Regions from separate parts of the Homo sapiens genome. Here region 2 is linked to region 1. Evidence: read pairs that join two places in POLR2A ChIA-PET (ENCODE). Cell type or tissue: Panc1. All regions are shown on one strand.

Region 1 (2,500 bases):
TCTACATAGATAATAATGTCATGTATAAATAGAGACGGTTTCATTTCTTCCTTTCCAATGTCCATGCCTTCTAATTTCCTTTTCTTGCCTTATTGCATTGCCTAGAACTTCTAGTACTATTCTGTATAAGACTGGTGAGAGCAGGTATCTTTGCCTTAGCCTTACTCTTGATTTTTTTTTTAACAGACAGGGTCTCACTATGTTGCCCAGGCTGGCCTTGAACTCCTGGGCTCAAGCAATCCTCTTCTCTCAGCCTCCTGAGTAGCTGGGACTACAGGTGCGCACCATCATGCCTGTCTCTCCTGATCTTTTGAAAAATATTGAAACCCTATGTCTTAAGGCTTTTTAACTTGAATTACACTATAGACTAATACTTAATGTTGCCCCGTTAGGTATTCATTTGCATATTAACTTTCCTCTCTGTTTTTTTAGAGATGGGGGTCTCACTCTGTAGCCCAGGCTAGAGTGCAGTGGTGTGATCATAGCTCACTGCAGCCTCGACCTGCTGGGCTCAAGCAATTTCCCACCTCAGCCTCCTGAGTAGCTGGGACTACAGGTGTGTCCCTCCACATCCAGCTAATTTTTTTTTTAATTTGTACAGATGAGGTCTCATTATGTTGTCCAGGCTGGTCTCAAACTCCTGACTTCAAGTGATCCTGCTGCCTTGGCCTCCCAAAGTGCTAGGATTACAGGCATGAGTCACTGTGCCCAGCCTACTTTTTAATCTATACAGCTAAAGAGGATATCTTAAAAGCAATTAGACTTCTTCCTTGCTTAATGTCCACGATCTTATATATGTTCTTTCTAAATTCGAGAAAAATATTCTGCAGCCGGGCGCAGTGGCTCACGCCTGTAATCCCAGCACTTTGGGAGGCCGAGACGGGCAGATCACAAGGTCAGGAGATTGAGACCATCCTGGCTAACACGGTGAAACCCCGTATCTACTAAAAATACAAAAAAATTGGCTGGGCGTAGTGGCGGGCGCCTGTAGTCCCAGCTACTCGGGAGGCTGAGGCAGGAGAATGGCATGAACCTGGGAGGTAGAGCTTGCAGTGAGCCGAGATCGCGCCACTGCACTCCAGCCTGGGCGACAGAGCAAGACTCCATCTCAAAAAAAAAAAAAAGAAAGAAAAAAAAGAAAAATTTTCTGCAAAGGGTGTCAATGTTAATATTATAATAATTCTTTAACAATGAATTCCTCTCCAAATGCACTTAGAGAAATGTACATAAGTGTGAGAAATCACCATTAAGTACACTTAAATCTACACATTGACTAGTTCTAGCTGAATTTCTAGTTTATGAAAAGGTATTAATGTTTCTAGTTTATGAAAAGGTAATGAGGAAAACTTTCTTTAAAAGATGTGTTTAACAGCCAAATCAGATATACTGAACAGACATAAAAAAGTAACAATATTTTTTTCACCTCAGGCCTTTCCCCTGGTTTGATCTGACTGCTGTGCAACTCAAGGAAACTCCGTTTAGCCAGCATCTCTCAAGTAGTCCTGTTCTCCAAGACCACCTTACCCATCTATACTGTGCTTCATTTGGCATCTCCCTAACCAAAGAACAGCCAGTCATTTCCACAGGCTTTCCATCCCAATAAGAGAACTCAGGAATCAGGATTTTTTCCCACTCACAGATTTTCCCTATAATAGTTGTGCCCTGATTATCACAATTGACTGTGGGAGTCTTGTGGCTGTATTGTGTTTGCCACATGATAGACATCAGGAATTATAAAACTGTACTGATGACTCTTTAAAATGTAGAATAAAACAAGTGGTCCTATCCATCAATATGTATCTGGCTCTCAGAAGCAACTAGTGAAACTACACAACCTAACTTAAGTAAGCTGCTCCCGCAGAAAAGTCTTGTTAATACAAATTATTTCTCTTCTAAAATTAAAGAAGTTATAATGTTATAAGTTTTAGACAATTACATACTGCAGCTTCTTTTCCAATAAATCAAGTTTCAATCCATTTGCCAGCAGTAGGTAGCTGGAAAAAGATACAGTTTGATTTTCTCACAATTTTGGACAGAGAAGTGAAGGTATGGTAAACCATCTTAATTGAATTATGGCTTGTATCATGCTTATTTTGACTATATATGACTGTTCTGGTACTATCTTATTTACAGCTGTTCCCATTTAAACCATTTAAAAAACTGGTATTTAATGGCTAAAACTAATTTTGCAAAATATAGATCTATACTGCAAATTTGTTGATTTCCTTTATGTTTTGCAAATACTTTTTGTCAGTTATAAGAGTTGAAAACAACAGGGATGTCACTATGCTCTGTCATAGAACATAACTACTGTTTGCTAAATGCTAAAGGGCTTTTGAACAAAACCATTCACTATATATGTAAATCACTATGGTCTTAGGTTAATCATTTACCTTTTGTTTTTTTACATAATCGTGAGCCAGGCAAATGCAATGGTATGGTGTTAGAATGGTTTCTGATACAATTTTGTTAGTCCAATTTGGGAAAATATTAGGTTCAT
Region 2 (2,500 bases), 340 kb after region 1:
ACCATGTAATCTGAGGCAATAATTCTGTCTGGGATAGATGACAGGCTCCACCTTGTCAGCAGAACAGAGCCCAAATCACAGCAGACCCCTGCAATGGGTGGAAGATTCTCCGGGGGAGGGGGCTTCTTTCCTCCTCCAGTGTAGGTATTGAAGGGACCTCCGATTGTCTCTAGGCCGTGGTATATGGTGGTTTTTGTTTCCTATTTTTATTTATCTATATTTTCTGAATTTTGTACGTTATTATTAGCAGCATTTAAAAACATCATTGGCCAGGCATGGTGGCTCATGCCTGTAATCCCAACACTTTGGGAGGCTGAGGTGGGCAGATCACGTGAGTCCAGGAGTTTGAGATCAGCCTGGGCAATAGAGTGAAACACCATCTCTACAAAAAATTAGCCAGACATGGTGGCACATGCCTGTGGTCCCGGCTACTCATGAGGCTGAGGTGGGAGGATCACTTGAGCCCAAAAGGAGGAGGATGCAGTGAGCCATGATCACAGCACTGCACTCCAGCCCGGGCAAGGAAGTGAGACCCTGTCTCCATAAAAGATAATAAAAAATAAAATGCATATATACTGAAGTAAAAATTATATAACTACTACATGCACAAAAAGACATCTACAAGGATTTCAAGACAGCATTTTAGTAATAGCCAAAAACTGAAAACAACCTAAAGGTTCGTCAAGAGGGAAATGGTTAATGGTGTTCCATTTCTACCATAGAATACTATGCAAGAGTTAAAAAGAATGAGGCTGGCCGGGCGCGGTGGCTCATGCCTGTAATCCCAGCACTTTGGGAGGCCGAGGAGGGCGGATCACGAGGTCAGGAGATCAAGACCATCCTGGCTAACACGGTGAAACCCCGTCTCTACTAAAAATACAAAAATTAGCCGGGCGTGGTGGCATGCACCTGTAGTCCCAGCTGCTGGGGAGGCTAAGGCAGAAGAATGGCGTGAACCCGGGAGGCGGAGATTGCAGTGGGCAGAGATCGCGCCACTGCACTCCAGCCTGGGTGACAGAGCAAGACTCTGTCTCCAAAAAAAAAAAACAAGAATGAGGCAGACCTTCGTGTACTGAGAAAGGGCACAGAGTGCAAGAGGGCCATTCTCTGGGTCACAGAGGATCCTGCTTGCCTCACCCTGCTCCTGACCCTGCCAGGATATATGGATAGGTGAAAGAAGCAAGTCAAAGAACAACAAAGCCTGGGCAACATAGGGAGACCCCATCTCTACTAAATAAATAAATACATAAATAAGCCTGGTGCTATGGAGCACACCTGTGGTCTCAGCTACTCGGGCTGAGGCAGGAGGACTGTGTAAGCCCAGGAGATCGAAGCCGCAGTGAGCTGTCATCGTGCCACTGCGCTCCAGCCTGGGCAACAGAGTGAGACCCTGTCTCACAAAAAATTAAATTAAATTAAAAACAAAAATAAAGGCCGGGCATGGTGGCTCACGCCTGTAATCCCAGCACTTTGGGAGGCTGAGGGAGGTGGATCACCTGAGGTGGAGAGTTTGAGACCAGCCTGGCCAACATGGTAAAATCCTATCTCTACTAAAACTATAAAAATTAGCTGGGTGTGGTGGCGGGCACCTGTAATCCCAGCTACTCGGGAGGCTGAGGCAGGAAAATCACTTGAACCCAGGAGGCGGATGTTGCAGTGAGCCAAGATCGTGCCACTGCACTCCAGCCTAGGTGATAAAGCAAGATTCTGTCTCAAAAAAACAAAACAAACAAATAAAAACATCATTGCCATTGCTATATTGGATTGGGCAAAGGATGGGAGAAGAGGGAGCCAGAGCAAGGAGTGCTTGTGATGGAGCAGCCAGGCTGCAAAACATCATTGCCATTGAATCTGGGCTGATCTGGTGTCTTGCTTGGGGCAGTAGAAGTGGTGGAAGTGACACTGTCCCAACTTCAGGGCTAGTCCCTAAGTCTGGCAGCTTCTGCTTTCATTCCCTTGGATGAAATATAATTCCCAGCTGCCATGTAATTAATCCAGTTGACCTGAAACCACCATGCTGACCACGTGGAGAGGCCATGCAGAGGAGCGCTGAGGTGCCAGGCCTGTAAGTGACGCCTTCTTGGCCCTTCCCTCCCAGTCCAGCTGCCAGCTGAATGCAGCTGAGTGACCCCAGCTGACACCACATGGAGCAGAAGAACCACCCAGCCAAGCCCTGCCCAAATTCCTGACTCACAAAATCATGAGAAATAATAAATTGCTGTTTTAAGCCACTAATTTTTATTTACTTTTTCCTTTTTTATTTTTTATTTATTTATTTTTTTTTGAGATGGAGTCTTGCTCTGTCTTCCAGGCTAGAGTGCAGTGGCGCAATCTTGGCTCACTGCAACCTCCACTTCCCAGGTTCAAGTGATTTTCCTACCTCAGCCCCAAGAAGCTGGGACTAGAGGCCCTGCCACCACATCTGGCTAATTTTTGTATTTTTAGTAGAGATGGGGTTTCACCATATTAGCCAGGCTGGTCTTGAACTCCTGACCTCAGG

Evidence for each region. ChIA-PET counts read pairs that join two places held together with the same protein. Peaks named below come from ENCODE experiments on the same cell type or tissue, not always from the same donor. Only the 100,000 strongest peaks of a DNase experiment are listed, where the experiment ranks them.
Region 2: POLR2A ChIA-PET joins it to region 1 with 7 read pairs; 2 of 35 experiments call an interaction of 5 or more read pairs at or near these places.

What each region holds. Positions count from the first base shown.
Region 1 is chr14:77,393,734-77,396,233 of GRCh38, reverse strand. NOXRED1 (NADP dependent oxidoreductase domain containing 1) reads left to right here. Exons shown (of 6, transcript NM_001113475.3): 6 at 1,429-2,213. The coding sequence ends at 1,603. Among named protein-coding and RNA genes, the nearest start is that of SAMD15, 18 kb to the right of the region's middle. In Panc1, no CTCF peak of the experiment used is centred here; no DNase peak of the experiment used is centred here.
Region 2 is chr14:77,055,722-77,058,221 of GRCh38, reverse strand. The region is part of intron 1 of LINC02288 (long intergenic non-protein coding RNA 2288); the gene reads right to left. Among named protein-coding and RNA genes, the nearest start is that of LINC02288, 16 kb to the right of the region's middle. In Panc1, no CTCF peak of the experiment used is centred here; no DNase peak of the experiment used is centred here; H3K27ac peaks cover 1,291 bases.